Regions from separate parts of the Homo sapiens genome. Here region 2 is linked to region 1. Evidence: chromatin loops called from intact Hi-C (ENCODE). Cell type or tissue: B cell. All regions are shown on one strand.

Region 1 (8,000 bases):
GAATGGCCACCTCCTTCCTCCTCCCTCCTTTCTGTATCTCTGGCCTATGCTGAACACCCTATAGCAGAACCTACACCCCACACCCTATGCATTCCTGACACCCTACAGCAGAAGCACCAGAGGCTGGGGGCCAGCATGCTGTGTCTAGGGTATGGGGACTGAAGGACAGGTAAGACCTCCACAGAGTAGACCTGTGCCCCAGCCCTGGAGAAAGCAGCAGCAGCTCCGGAGGGCAGGCCTGATGCCGGGGATGGAAGGAGGTGACTGGCCAAGCACTATGACCTGACATTTTCTGGGCGAGCAGTGGCTTATATGAGTTCCGTGTGTTATGGGTCTGTCTGTGGCGTCCATCTGTAAGAGGAGGGTCTTAGTCTCTAGGAGCTGCACAGCTTCGGGATCCATGTGATCTTCCTAAGGCAAGAAAGAAGAATCCCTCCCCTTCAGGTCAAAGGCCTTGCCTTGCCAGTGAAGTCCAGATGGACAAGTCCAGTACCGGGCGGTGCACAGTGGAGAGGGCAACCACTATGTTGCAGAGATCAGTGATGTCATGGGTATGCCCACACATGTGTGGGGTGTGTCTGCAGGGGTGATGCATGGGGATAGGTCAGCTGTCCGGGGAAGCCCTGAAGTGTGTCAAGGAATGGGGCTGTGTGTGTCTCATTCATCCCCCAGTGCCAACCACAGTGCATGGGAAGCATTAGCCTGCACCATCGCCTAACTGTGTGACCCTGGGCAAGTTACTTACCCTCTCTTGCTTCAGATTCCTCTTCTGTAAAATGGAGCTGGTGCTGGGGTTGTGGGGAGGATTTGATGAGACAGTGAGAGGGTGCAGTACGCTTTCCTTACCAATGTCCCTTGTGCCTACAGAGCATCAGGAAACATGGAGCCTGGCACCTGGGGTCCTCCTGGGGAAGAAAGGACTTTTGATCCTAGAAACCAGAACCATCATCAAAAGAGAAGGCCAAAGGCACTGGAAACCTGAAACCTGGAGAATGCTGTTTACTGAGAACACTTCACAAAAGTCATCATTGTTTTCTCTGAGAAGCAGTTCTCTAAAGGGCCCTTGAAATACCTTACCAAGAAATACTCCAAGAAGAACAATCATTGCAACTTCCTTGGAGAGCTGCCTCAAGCAAGGAGACTCGTAAGCCCCCTTCCATCTAGATGTGGAGAGGTGAAGGTGGGTCTGAGGCAGAGGACTGAGTTGAGTCCTGCTGGAGAGCTTGGCTTTAAAAATGCAGGATTGAAGGCACTGAAACATCTATTTACAAATGGCTTTTACCTTATTGGTGTAGAAAAGGACTGTACTGTGTCACAAAAGAAAATAAACTTAGCACAGAAACATTAAGCCTAACACATACTAAGTGCTCAATAAATGTCACGTATAATCATAATTATTTGTGCATTATAAAATATTACTATTATTTATAGACATATAAATATTTCTATATAAGTATACATAATATGTGTATTGATAATAACAATACTATTGTCACTTAATAAAAAATAAATGCTGCTATCTGGAAGAGTGGGAGAAACTACTGGGCGACCTTGAAATTTATTATTTTAGACCAGAGAATCAGTGCTCAGAGGAGAAATTTGGGAGGATGAGACCAGCCAAGGTGGTGCAGACTGTCAGGCTGGAGCTGGGAGAAGCCCTGTCTGCTGTCCACCATACTCCAGCCCTGCCCCAGGACCACAGCCTGCAAAGGGATCAGCACCCCCAACCCCTACCCGATGGTGTCTCCTGGCCAGGGCAACTGCTGTTGGTCTCACTAGCACCTCCCTCTGCCCTTACTCAGGGAGCCTCTCTGGAGGTTAATCTGTGTCAACTCAGCCCTACAGCCACACTAGCTGCTGGCCCACCCTCCTGGGACCCCAACACCACCAGAGATGGCAGACCACCCCAGAAGGCTCCCCTTACCCTTCACTTACAGATGGGGCAGTGTCTTGCCTAGGGCCCCCGAACTCATAAGGGGCAGCAGCCCAAAGGGCCATGGGAACCAGGGACAGTCCTATCCAGAGATGCCACAGGGGACTTGGTGGCTACTCTCCTGAAATAGGCAAACCTAGTCCCAACATTCCCTCTCCCTGGATGGACACTGTCATGTTGTAACGAAAAAGAACATTACAGTTCGAGAGACAATTTTGCTTTTCTCCTGGGCACCAGGGGACTGGAGAAAGCACAGAGAAGGGTGTTCAAAATTTACTTTATTTGCATACTTAGGAGGGGGCCAACAGACTCAGCCCCCACCGGGTTTGAAGCAGGGCAGCCCACTAGCTGGTTGCTTGTGTTTGGGAGGTCCATTGAGCTCCCTGGGCCTCAGTTGCCTCCTCTGTAAAATGGGAGTAATTGGGAGCCACTTCCTGGATCAGCCTCTGGAGGTCAAGTGAGGCTAGGCTTGTAGTAAGGCACCGGGCACAGACGCACAGGGATGGGTGCGGGAGGCAGCGGCTGTCATTCCATTGGCGTGGTAAAACGTCTGAAAGAATATTCACCAAAATGTAAAGTAGTGGGGCAGGGAGGTTATCGCCGAGGGGCAGGATTTCGGTGATTCTCATTCCTTTTCTTCTTTTCCTTTTCTTTTGGCTTATCTGAATTTCCCAAATATTCCACAATGTTCCTGAATGCATTGTGTCACTTGAAAATGATAATAAGGGAAAAACAAGCACTAAGCCCTGCTGTGGTGTGTGGCCGCCTCCATGCTGGGGGAAGGGAGCCCAGGGCAGTGGCAAAGCCCAGGCCCAGCGCCCCAGGCGCGGGGGAAGGCGATGCCCCCTCCCCGGGGCAGGGAGGACCCCCTACCCCAGCGGGCGGGCGGGCCCAGCCCCGCTCACTCGCTCCGGCTGCGCCTGGCTCAGACAATGCGAACACACAATCATTCATTATAACTCAATTACAGTGATTAAAGCTGGTGGCATGCAGAGGCAGGAGGGAGTGTTGCCAACAAAATTTACACTCCGTGTCATCAGCGAGAGATAACAGCAGCTGACGCGGCCGATCGCCTCCCCTGCCATCTGCTCAGTGCGGGGGCCGCCCGAGGGGCGAGGGCCGCTGCGCGCTAATGGTGGACCGTGGAGCAGAGAGCTGCGGAGATGGGCTGCCTCGGGCTGGGACTGGGATAGCAGCAGCGCTGGCTAGACAAGCCAGCCGCCACCCCTCCCTGCAGAATTGGCCGCCCCCCGAAACTCGGCATCTGGAATGGGGCTGTGGGGAGGCCAGGGTGCTACTGTTCTGGGTTGGGCCCACCATGGCAGAGGGTGGGATTCTGACGTCTGGTTTCCACCCCGCTGTTTCAGATGAGGAAACTGAGGCACAGATGCGCAAAGAATCACACCCAGTAATCCTGGGGCACAGCCAAAACTTAGGCCTGCTCTGGGAATGGTGCAGAGAGGGAGGCAGGGAGCTGAGGACACTCTGGACTACAGGGAGAGGGAAGTTGGCCAGGGTGAGGCCTGAGACCCTGGAGGCCCAGAGGCATCAAGAATGGTGGCAGGAGGGCCCACAGGGCAATACATGGAGCACTAGGCACAGGGCAGGGCTGCTGGGGGAATGTCACGGGTGGGGGAGAGATGGCTGGCCTGTGTCAGGTGGGCTCTGGCCACAGTGACCAAGAGAAACTCAGGGGGAAGGGTTGGAGGCAGAAGCCCACAGCTGACATCTGTGCTACCACAAGGTAGAAGGTTGGGGAGGGTAAGCTGCCTTTCAAGGGGTAGCAATGACGCAGGCCATCCCAGAACACTAGGCTTCCAGCTTTGCCAGCCGCAGGAAACAGGGCACCTGTTCAATGGACCAGCAGATGTAGCTGGTCTCCCATCTGGGAGAGTCTCCCCTCTGAGTCCTGTTGAGCAGCAGTGGGACATGGAAGGTGAAAGATGGGTTCAGGCCCCTCTTCCCCTGGTTATGCACTGGGTACATTCTTCTGGCTGTGCCATGCTCTGAGGCTACCGTCACCGTGCTAGTGCCCACGCTGCCAGCTGCCTGGCGTCCTCCTCTCTGCCTTGCCCTGACACCACAAGTAGAGCTTGTTTCCCAATGGCCGAATTCCACCCAGAGTCTCCTTGTTATACTGTCAGAGGCTCCTTGGTTCCCCCAGAGTCCATCTCAGTCCTCAGCATTCTCCTGTCACCCTCACCCTCCCTCAGGAGCCTCTGCACATGCCACACTGCCCCTCCTCCATGGCCTTCCTCATCCCCCTCATCCTTCAGAGCGCAGCTCAGACCTTACCTCTTCCAGGAAGCCATCCTGGCCCTGGGGGCCCGTGGGTGCCTGTCCTTTGGACTTCCATGCCCCTGTGCCAGTTAGTGCCCTAGGAGCACTGGTCATGGAATATTAGGGTCATCTGGGGATGGGGCCGTTCCCCACCCCCAACCCTGGCAGCAGCTTGGGGGCAGAGGCTGGGTCCTGTTCATCTCTGAAGTCTGGGGCCCAAACCGAGTGGGTCTCTGGAAATGTTTGTTGACTGGATAGAGGCTGAATGACTGTGTGCCAGGATGGCCAGACAGGACCTGACACAATAACTGTCTCACGAGGCCTGGCTCAGGTGAGTGCAGAACAGAGCCCACAGATGGGGCAGAGATCAGTGTCCTCAGAGTGAAAAGCTAGGGCAGGAAGCTCAAGGGACGGGAGCCACTCTCCTGCCGGCTCGGGCCTCTCCCCACATCCATTTGGAGCCCCTCAGTTCCTGCCCATACGACCCCACTCTGTGCTCACCAGCTCTCCCACCCCAGGTGGCAGGGCAGGGCTGATGGCTCAGAATGGACCCTCAGAGCTGCTGACTGGAGGCCGAAGGAAAGAGGGAAGAGGGAGGCAGTTGCCCTCTCTCTCCCCCTGCACATCGCAGGTCAGGCCACCTAGAGACTAGGACATAACCAGCTGCAGATAGCAGAGAAAGAATGAGATCCAGGCAGGGCCACATGGCCCTGCTCAAGATGCACAATCCCCTGAATTCCCCAAGAAGAACTGAAAGAGGAAGCTGAGGAGGGGTGGTGGAGGCTGGGGATGGGGTGAGGAGCTCTGCAACACAGAAACACTCAAGAGTCAAGAAGCCTGGGTGTTCGTTTCAGTCTCGACTCGAGGTTGTGTGAAGTCACCCATTCCTTCGTTCTGCACACGGTGCAAGGCACTGGGGATACCAGAGGGACTGAGCTTGACAGAGGTCCTGCTTCCATGAAACTTTCAATTCCAAGTCACTGTGTTCTCTGGGCCTCAGTGTCCCCATCTGTAACAAAGATATTGGACTAGATCTGGCTTTCCCAAGCTGTGGCACAGAGGAGAGTTTTGTAAGAAAGATGACGAGGCATTGAAAACCATGGGCTGCAGAGCAGGAAATTATTCTCTTCCCAATTCTCATTCAATCATTTCTGATTTGGACAAGGCGCAGGTTTCATTTGGGTGCGAATGTCCAACACAGCTCTCAAACACTGGGTCATCTCCCTTTTTTAACAAGGAAGGAGTGAGAACTTGAGGTACAGCTACTTAGAATTGTTTTCATTGCATTTACAAGTATGCAGACTTTTAAATTTAAGGTAAGGAATATTGGTATTTTATTTATGATAATATATAAAGTTTCCTTTTAAAATCTTTACATTTAGGCTTTAAAAAGTAAACTTATTTTTTTAAACCTATGAGGTAAATCATAGGCTGGTGGGTTCTAGACCAGGGCAAATATCATTAGATGACTGCGATTCTTTGATTGCGTAGGTCTAGGTAGCTCTGTCCATGTTGGTGGGTAGGACTTAGAGGCCTGAACACCTGCGCCTCCTGGAACTGAGCCAGCAGGGCCAGAGGAGGGTGCCTCACACTGATAGAAAGGTGATGGTGAGTCAAGTAGCAGTCTTGGGTAACATCTGTCCTTAGGGCTTCCTGGAGACTAGGGAGTGTGTCCCCAAACAAGCTTGAATGCAAATTACTTTCGTTGACAAACAAGCTGATCTACATAGTGCATGCACAGCAGTTGGCAGCAGTTTCCAAATAGTGCCCTGCACAGAGGGATGGCCTCTCTGTGCAGTATTCAGCAAAGTGATTCAGTACTGTGGGCTTCCTCCCTCCTCCCTTCCTCCCTCCCTCCACCTGCTGACCCTCCTGGGAGACACTAGAGGTTCTCTAAGGAGTAGCTCCAGCCCTAGCACAAGGAATCTACAAACTCTTCAGGCCCATCCAAGGACAAACTAGCTCAGAACTGCAGAGAGGCAAGCAGTTCAGGGACTGGCATGTCTAAAATGCCTTTCCCTCTATAAACCTACAACCCCGATGCACTCTTAAACACCTAGTCAAATGTGATCTCCTCTGGGAAGCCTTCATGAATACTTCCCCTTTTTGACCCTTCTGAGAGTTGCCTCTTCCCCCGATGAGGACCCCCACAATATGCTGTCCAGGCCACTAATTATTAATTAGTAGAATTTGTTTTTTCCACTAACAAGTGCATTCTGTGAGGGTATAGATCACTTACCTCTATATTTCGTGCCCCTAGCCTCCAACACTGGGTCTGTTCTGTCTATATTTATTGAATTAATGCATGGGTGTGTGGGCCGATATGCTTGGCTTACAATCCTGAGCAAATTTTCAGATTCTACTCACTCTACTTCTCCTTTTAAGGAAAGGAAACTTTTCATTGAAAGCATTCTTTTGGGCATTTAGTAACTGTTTACCAAACACCTATCAGATGACAGGTACTCCATTAGGAACTGGGAATAGAGAAGTGAACCAAACTTGATCTCTGCCCTCAAGAAATTCACAGTTGGTTGGTTGGAAAAATGAAGCAAGCAGCAAATGAATAGCAACAAGGGAAGAATTTGAAATTCATCTTCACTTAGGTGTAAACCACTCAGAATTTAATCTACTTAGCAAGGAGATACAGGTAGAAGATCAATGAGGTTAAATAAAAAAACCCTGTAACCCTGAATTTGAATTAGAAGCCTCAGTAGACCTCACGGTCTATTTATATATTAACAAATATATAAATATGCACATACACATTTCTTAGCTCTGCTACTGAAAAGGCCCAGAAACAATGATCATTTCATTAGCATCAAGCACCCCAAGCACCCAGATTATGGTCTCCAAATACCACTTTCCACTAAACAGAACCAAGGTTCATTGGAAAAAATGGCCAACTCCACATCCAGGATGGAAAATGTACAAGATGAGCCAGGGACATTGTCTTTTACCAGAAAGCATGGAAGCTCTCAAAGACTAGTATGGTCGTATTAAAAAGACTCAGGAGGCATCTTCAAGAGGATCCCCAAGTAGGATGATTTCAGAAGCAATAAAGATAACTCCACTTGACTCAAACATATCAAATATGTTTAAATTCACACATTCATAATGTTTTAAAAAAGAATACCTCATTGGTCAATTGCTGAGGATACTGAAGAATTAACTTATTATTTTGAAAATTGGCAAATAAAGCAAATGAATCAAGCATTCATCTTGCCTTTCCTGTATGAACTGTACTTCAAGGTAACCAAATGGTTGGTGTGGGGCAGTTTCTTTTTATAACAATATTCAAGCAAATGTTGCAATTGGAATCACCCTTATGTAGCCCCTAATGAGTTAATGAATCTACACAATGATCATCGGTGACTGCTAACATACAAAAGGAGAAGCATCTAGCTGCTATGTGTTTCCTAATGAATCTATGAAGTATTCTGCCTCCCTCCAAAATCAAGCCTGGATCTAATCAAGCTCCAAGATCTAACTACAATTTAGCAATCAGCAAAATTCAGACTATGTGAAGCTCTAAGGACAAATTTGGTTTTTTTTCCAGTAAATAAATATGTGTGTGTATGGATGTGTATGAGAGAGAGGATGTGATATGAAGCAGGAATCTAAAAGACATATCAATTTTGCTTGCTCTGTGTGGATCTTATTTGGATCCTAATTCAAATAAATACACTTTGTAAAAAGACTTATGAGACAATTGGGGATCTTTGAATACAGATTGGATATTTGATGATATAAGAAGTTATATTTTAGGTTTAGTGGTATTTGGTTACAT
Region 2 (8,000 bases), 150 kb before region 1:
CATGAGGCCCTCCAAATGCAAGTATGTATTACAAGCAGTGGGAAAATGTCCAATCTCTTCCTCCACTCCCTATACTGGGCGCTATGCTGTCAGTGGAGCCCCAAGCAGAAGAGAGCAGTGTCTGCCCTCAGGGGGCTCCTAGTCCAGTGTGTAAATGCTGGTGATTTCTGAGAGTGAGCTCTGATCACTTGGTGAGGTTGTGAGTCACCTATCCTCTGCGAACCAGCTACTGGAGAAACAGCATGGGGAGGAGGATGATAAGGATGATGATAATGGAGGGGGCAGGGGGAAAAGTGGGGGAGAAGGAGAGGGACAAATAGAAAGAAAGAGAGAGAGAGAGAGAGAGAAACAGCATGCCCACACACCATTCAGACACATAAAGGCAGGGGGGAGAGCTAGGGCCTCTGAGAAAACCTGAGCTGAAGTAGAACACAAGGTGAGGGGAGAGGGAACCTGGGGTTCCAGGTGTGAGCCAGAGGGGAGCGGGGGATTCAGGCCCTCTTGGGCCCTGCGGGCATGGGCCCCAGCAAGGTCTCAAGGCCCCATCTTGTGTGTGCATGTTACAGTTCTTCAGAGCACTAACCAAGATCCCACAAAAATACAGATCCAAATTTAAAAACAGCAGCCCTATGTATTAGTCATTTTCTCATGGGGGAGAGCTGCTTTTTGCCAGAAATCCTCCCAAACCATCACACGCCGCAGGGCTTAGGCCTTCCACCAAAGCCTGGTTTTCTGGGGACATTTGGGCTTGCTGTTATGTATCACTGCTCTTCCAAATGTGGTCCTCGTAGTGTTGGCATCACTTGGGATCTCCCTAGAAATGAGGATTCTCAGGCCCCGCTCAGGCCCTCTGAATGGGATTCTGCATTTTAACTCCCTCCGCTTGTCATTCGTGGGCACACACAGGGGTGAGAAGCGTTGGTCTATCCCACACTTGGGGAGCACCTGCCTGGGACACTGGCTTCTCTTTATCACACCCCTCCTTCCTCAGCCCCATCCGCAATGGTTTGCTGGTTTGCTGCCAGCCAGGAAAAGTCCATGTCTCAGGCCAGACTCTCAGAGGCCCAGAGATAATGGCTGAATATTGATGCCTCCCAAATGCATTTTAGCGAAAATGTCTTAAACATGTAAAAGCCTTTAACATCCCAGGGAATAAATTTCTAATAATGACATTTCAGGCCCTTTAACATGCCTTGGCAAAACAATATTTCTAGATAGGAGAAGATGCCTTCCTAACATTGCTTACATTCTGTCATGTAATAATAACTGGAATTTGTACAGCATCTTCCTTTCAAAACATGCATTTGTTACTTCTCATTTAATCCACCTGTCACCTGGGAGGTACGCCAGGCAGCTTTCAGGATCCCTATTTTACAGGTAGGAAACTGGAGCTCAGAGAGGTTAAGGGACCTGCTTGTGGCCACCTAACTGAAGAGAAGCAGAGGCAGGTATGGACCCCCAAATCACCTGCCCCCAATCCCTGTGCTCCTTCTGGGCAGACTCACAACTTCCAGGACAATCCTGCCGGAAGGTACTGTGTACTAAGGGAGGTCTTGTGGTGTTTGCAGTAGAATCCCATCTTAAAAACCCCAGGGCCAGGTGTCCAGTTTAGCCCAACAAACATTGTCCTCCCTCACTGGGCCCTAAACTGGGTGAATGAGACCCAGGCCCTGCCTTTGAGAGCTTGAATATTAGAGCTTCATTTTTTTTATTATTATACTTTAAGCTCTGGGGTACGTGTGCAGAATGTGCAGGTTTGTTACATAGGCCTACATGTGTCATGGTGGTTTGCTGCACCCATCAACCCATCATCTACATTAGGTATTTCTCTTAATGCTATCCCTCCCCTATCCCCTCACCCGCTGGTAGGCCCTGGTGTGTGATATTCCCTTCCCTGTGTCCATGTGCTCTCATTGTTCAACTCCTGGTTATGAGTGAGAACATAAGGTTTTGGTTTTCTGTTCTTGTGTTAGTTTGCTGAGAATGATGTTTTCCAGCTTCATCTATGTCCCTGCAAAGGACATGAACTCATCCTTTTTTATGGCTGCATAGTATTCCATGGTGTATATGTGCCATATTTTCTTTATCCAGTCTATCATTGATGGGCATTTGGGTTGGTTCCAAGTCTTTGCTATTGTGAACAGTGCCACAATAAACATACATGTGCATGTATTTTTATAGTAGAATGATTCATAATCCTTTGGGTATATACCCAGTAATGGGATTGCTGGGTCTAATGGCATTTCTAGTTCTAGATCCTTGAGGAATCACCACACTGTCTTCCACAATGGTTGAACTAATTTACACTCCCATCAACAGTTGATGGAGCAGAGATGTGTTCTTACATCACAGCCTCCCCAAATAATATATGAATGCTTTTTTCCTCTAAGAAAGCAGCTATTTCTCTCCTTTTCAAGATGAAGTAAAAATAGCTCAGCTCCCAGATCCCACCCCCACACCCCCAGCCAACAGCTGTCCCCCAAGATGCCTCTGGCTGGGCTTTGCTTGAATCTGACATAGGCCCCTTGGGCAACGCATTAGCACCTTTTACGTCTCACCTTGGCCTAAGAGTTTTTGGTACAAAGCCAAACTTCAACAAAACTTGAAACCATTTTTTCTTTCTTTCTTTCTTTTTTTTTTTTTTTCCAGCAACACATTTAAATAAGCTTTTCTCAAATTGGATTTAAGGCAGTTTCACTTCCCTCTGCTCTTCTTCAAATCAAAACTTACCTTTCCTGTGTCCCATTTCTTCAGAGTCTTTCAGATGATTTAAAGCTCATCTGTTAAACCACTTTGCATTTAGAAGGATTTCACTAATATTAGAATAATATTTTACTCCTCCCTGAGAAAAATATGCCTTTCTAAACTCATCATTGCCTTAATCCAGCATTCCACAAAGTGTGTGTCTGCAAAGCACTAGGTCTGAAAAGGGCTTTGTGAAAATATTTTTCCGGTCAATGTGGTTGGAAGATCCTGCATACTAAGTCCCCACCTTGGGTCATTAGCATAGTAAGGGCTCTGAGAAGTCCTGCGGGGTATAAAATGCTTTACGTTTGTTTAAATCAGCATTGCCCAAACTTTTTGGGGACAGACCCTCTTAACGCTTTTGCACATCTTGAATCCAGGTGCCACCTAACACACCTTTGGGAAATTTTGTCAACATCCAATGGCTGACTCCCTTTGAGGATTTCAGGTCTGCAAATGGGTGAGGCAGGACTTCCTCTGTCCCTCCAGTCAAATCACCCTGCACCCTGCGTGCTATTCCCCTGGGCCTCTCCTCATAGTCTGTTGCAAAAGCAGCAGAAGGTGTCCAGGCTGTTTTCTGCCTTTGCCTGGCTGTATGACCATACTGCAGTGACTCAGCCTCTCAGAGACTCACCTGTGAAGTGGGAGGGTCCTGCTCCTTCTATCTCACGGGCAACAGGGAGGCTCCGGAAACAGCCTATGTTTCTAGAGCACCTCAGTATTCGTCATCCTAGATTCTACAGGGACCTAAGACCATTGGTTTCTTAAGCAGTGGACAGTAGGGAGCAAGTCCAGCCTTGCTTCAGAGTGGCTACTCCAGCTCACCAAACTCAGGATGACATTTATGTCCTCTCACATTCCTACCAGAGGCCAATCTTGGAGCTATAGCACTACTCGGAATCCCACATTTTGGCAATGATGCCCAAGATCGTGCCTGGTACTTATTGTGGAAGGGGGATGGGGCCAGGTCGTGGGAGAGGGAGGTGGTGCACCCCTCTCTGCCATCACTTCACCAGCGTGCAGTCATCACAGCCTGTCCTTGGCTTCATCCTTCCCCCGAGCCACACCTGTTAGCAATCTGCACTGGCGTGTGCAGTGCCTGTGCACGACAGCCTGGCTGTAGAAATCCCGGGGGAGTTATTTTTGTCGCTTACATACATACCTTGTGTGCAGTCAGACGGGGGTGGTGTTTATGTCTCAGCTCCCTTTTGCAAAAAGAAAAAAAATTACAGTGGAGCTAGAAATGTGTACATTTTGAACAGCCGCCCTCATGCACTGTGTATATAACTCTGCTGCATGAAATTTAAACATAAACTCGAGTTTTCTGAGATTGGATGGAGGAAAATTTGGCCATTGGCATCACGATTATTTTTCTGCACCAACTGCCAAAATCAGGCATTAAAATACAACACTTCCACCCCCAGAAAAAAAAAAAAAGAAAAAAAAACCACATTCACATCTATACAACCTAATTTTCTCTGGGGACAAGGTAGCTGTTGTTGATATGACATGTTTTTGTAGCACAAATGTTGGCTCTTCAGCCCATTTTGCTCTTTTATATACACTCAAATGTGAAACATCTGAGAGAACACACACCATCAGTTCAGAGCATTCTCCCCTAGCCTTGCTGTGAGCTGAGAATCTGTACCAGACTCCAAGACAAACTCTCCAGGAGCTGAGACTGTAAGGTTTGATTAACTGGCACAGAGGGAAAAGGGTGTCAGGCTGCTTTCAGGGTCTAAGGGTGGGTGATCTTGGCATTATTATAGAAGATGGTGGTACAAGTGGGGTGGAGAAAGGGGAGGTAAAGGGGATGTGTCCCTACTATGGCCACTGGAGAAATAAACAAAGCTAAGGCAAAGTCCATTGGGATTCAGAATGATCTTATGTGTGTGCTAAAAAGGGAGATGATGATGGAGACACATGCAGGCTTTGGACACAGATGGACCCGAGTTTGAATTCTGACCTAGGAAAGCTTCTTCCTGAAGAGGCTGCCCACTCCCTGAGCAGTGCAGGCTACTTCCTCCCGGGTGCCTGTTGGAGGTGCTGCACCAGCAGCCCAGACTTGAGTGTGAGTGGTCCCCTATGGTGGTCTTCATGGTTTGTTCCTTGTATGGTCAGCAGCCATTTTGGATTCTTCCTGCCTTCCTAAAAGGCAGCAAAGGCCCTTCCCTCACCAGCAGCCCCGATTTCCACCTCTGATACTCACATCACAATCAGGTCTTCAATGGGAGGGTAAAAAAGTTGAAGACTGTGATTCTCTTAGCTCGCCAACTTTTATAATACATATTTCTAAAGTTTGGAAACTCTCTTAATTCTTTATTTTTTTACTGCTATAACAAAATATCTGAGACTGAGTAATGTATAAGAAACAGAAATTTATTTTCTTACAGTTCCAAAGGCTGAAAGTCCAGGATCAAGCCCTGGCATGTTCAGTTGTCTGATGAGGGCCGCTCTCTGCTTCCAAGATGATGCCTTGTTGCTGTGTCCTCCAAAGGGGACAAATGCTGTGTCCTCACCTCTTCTTGTATGACAGAAGGGAAGAACTCCCTCAGTCAAACCCTTCTATAAGAGCACTAATCCTATTCACAAGGGCCCCACCCTCATGACTTATTCACCTCCATCGCCAGTGTTTTTGTATATTTCCTTTGAGGACTTGGAGAATTTTTTTGTTTTGTTTTGTTTCAGAAATATCCTTCTGCAAGGACAGCAGGGGCTATGCTAGGAGTGATGCAAATGCACCAAAGGGAGAAGCAGAGGAAAAGCCTGGACAAGGATCCAACAGACTTGGAACAGAGAGGAAGGGAGAGCTGAGTCCAGGCTACCTCCTTCCAGTCATCCAATTGCTGGAGGAAGAGAGGTCAAGAGGGAAAGACAGAAAGCTTCTTAGAGTGTCAAAGCAAGAGTCAAGGTTGCAGGTTGTGGAAAAAACGGGTTGGTGGGGTCTTGGGAGGGATTGGGAGGGTGGGGGAGGTAGATGTGAAACAGGGCTCTCAGGAGGTGACGTTCCCTGCCCTGGGTAGGCCTGAACCAGGCAGATGGCTTGGAGTGCGGGACCCTGCTAACCAACAGTCTGAAAACAAATGGCACAGGAAGCCCGCTGCCGGTGAGCCCAGTACCTACTCACCCTGTCCTCTCTCATCTCATCACACGGCACCTCCCTCTCTATCTGCAGCTCATGCTCACTGAGCAACCTAGTCACCCAGGCAGGCCACCTGATGTTTTCCATGCTACCTCTGTGATTGTCCAGAGTGGCATTAACCCACTGAGGAATCTGTCAGGCCTTCAGCACAAGGTTCTTGACTATTGTGTGACCCTGGAAAGAAGACTCACCAAGGCTTGGCAAGGTTTGGTTTGAGGAATATCAAGGATCCCTTCCTGCCAAAGGCCATCATGCCTGTACTGCCACCATTCAAGCACTTTAAGAGGCAGTATGATGCTCTGAGCACTGGGAGGGGAGTCAGGACCCCTGGGTCCTGGTCCAGGATCTGTTCTTCTGAATTAGGACTTGGAGAAGTCATTTCACACTCTGAGTTCACATTTTTCATTTGGTTAATTTAAAAAAAGAAAAGATTGGTTGGAGGCAAAACAGACAAAGCAAAGACTTGCTCCAGGAGTGAAAGGCCTAGAGTCAGTTGTACACACTACGAATGGGCCAAGTCCCTTAGGGTAAGCACTGCTCACGCCCCCTCCTCTTAGGATTTTTTGAGCCATTAGAAGTTGCCATTCTAAGACCTGAGTGTGGATGAGTGTATTAGCCCCTATCTGGGGAGCCAAGGAGCTTAGGGAAGGGAGTTGGGTGCTCAGAACCAGGCTGAACCCAAGATCAAAAAAAGGAGATGGGAAAAATAGGGGTAGGGGTGCCTCAGCCTCACTGGAGGAGCTGACCCAGCCCCGGGGCTTTGCACTGGACAGAGTTTGCTTCCATGTCCCATTTGACCCTAACAACAATTCTGTAAGTTATTGTTATTGTTATCCCCATTTTATCCATGAAGCCCTTCCAAGGCTCAGAGAGGTAAAGTGGCTTACCCAAGTTCACACAGCTGGAGGAGCCAAGTCTCAAAGCCAGTTACACTTGACTCCAAAGTCCAGGCTCCTTCCAGATCTCTGCACTGTGCAAGCCCAGGGGTGAAATGGGGCTCTTGGGGTGGGCACAGGCCCCCACTCTCCCCATCCTCTCTTGTGTCAGCAGCATGGTGAGCCCAACACTCTCACTAGGAGACAAAATTCATCTGAACTTGCCTCCCATGGAAGGGCTTTGTGGAAATCTCTGGATAGAGGAGACATTTTCCCTTAGTGGGGGCAAGAGAGGGAACTGGTGGCTGCTTTCAGAGGGCTGAGAAAGCCACATTGTGGGCTGATGAGAGGCAGTGCTGGTGACCCTAGGAGATGGCAAGGCAGGTCCAGAGGGAAAGGCTGAAGTTCGGTGTTGGAATGCCAGTGCCTGCCTCTTACCACCCAACCCTTCTCACCTCCTCCACCCAGGCCCCCTCCTCCACTGGCTCCCACACATTCTTCAACACCTCTTTAAAAATTAAGGGTGCAGTTGGGGTGGGGGCAGCTTCTGAAACAGATAAGAGGTAATTGCCTGCCTTTGACTCCTCTTGATGTGAAAATGGGATTGGAATGACTCACTCTAGTTGAAAGGTTAGTTGAAGGTTATTACAGGAAAATTGTTATTCATACATTTTTTCTGTGCGGCCGGATAGCCTAAAAGATTAAATTCACAGAGTGCATAATGACCCATCAGTGCGGACAATGGTAGGGGCGTCCCCGGGGAGGGGAGATAACCGAACAGAGACTTCTCTGAATAATTCATGCTCCAGTGCAGTGGCACTAACAGATTACATGAGGGTTTTCATTAGAAAGGAGAGGAGAGAAAGGCGCTTTGAAAACAGCCGGTGTGTTTCTCAGCATCGCAGGCAGCTCTGGCCCAGTTCGCTGTGGCTTCAATTAACGCCTGTCCCTACATCTTGGCGGCCCTGGGAGGGGGAGCAAGTGGGATAAGAGAGCTTCGTTGTTCATCCCGCAAGACGGGCGGGTGACAGACGTCCCACTCCTAAGTGAGTCTGGGCTACCCGGCCTCATTCTAAGCCTTGAAGCTCTCAAAGGGTGGGCAGGCCTGGAGAAGAAGCTGAGCAGCCTGTGGGGCTCTGGATTTATTTAAAAAATAAAGACGTGGTTATAGAAAATTTGGGTTTATTGAGAGTGTGAGAGAGGTGTCTTCTTCCTGTCCCATTGATCACGTCCCAATT

The links. A loop is a pair of places that touch in the nucleus more often than their neighbours do. Peaks named below come from ENCODE experiments on the same cell type or tissue, not always from the same donor. Only the 100,000 strongest peaks of a DNase experiment are listed, where the experiment ranks them.
Region 2: it touches region 1 in a loop (5-fold over the local background); 1 of 110 quality-filtered maps calls a loop at or near these places.

Annotation. Positions count from the first base shown.
Region 1 is chr15:70,030,892-70,038,891 of GRCh38, forward strand. LOC124903518 (a long non-coding RNA gene) reads right to left here and starts at 1,371. Exons shown (of 2, transcript XR_007064697.1): 1 at 1-1,371. RefSeq lists enhancers at 1,342-1,954, 1,955-2,565, 4,675-4,774, 4,865-4,994, 6,138-6,247. In B cell, no CTCF peak of the experiment used is centred here; DNase peaks (open chromatin) are centred at 4,980, 5,810, 6,380 and 6,540; H3K4me3 peaks cover 1,186 bases; H3K27ac peaks cover 2,667 bases; H3K27me3 peaks cover 312 bases.
Region 2 is chr15:69,878,124-69,886,123 of GRCh38, forward strand. No RefSeq gene overlaps it. Among named protein-coding and RNA genes, the nearest start is that of LINC00593, 47 kb to the left of the region's middle. RefSeq lists an enhancer at 3,224-3,513. In B cell, no CTCF peak of the experiment used is centred here; DNase peaks (open chromatin) are centred at 2,638, 3,208 and 3,878; H3K4me3 peaks cover 667 bases; H3K27me3 peaks cover 1,212 bases.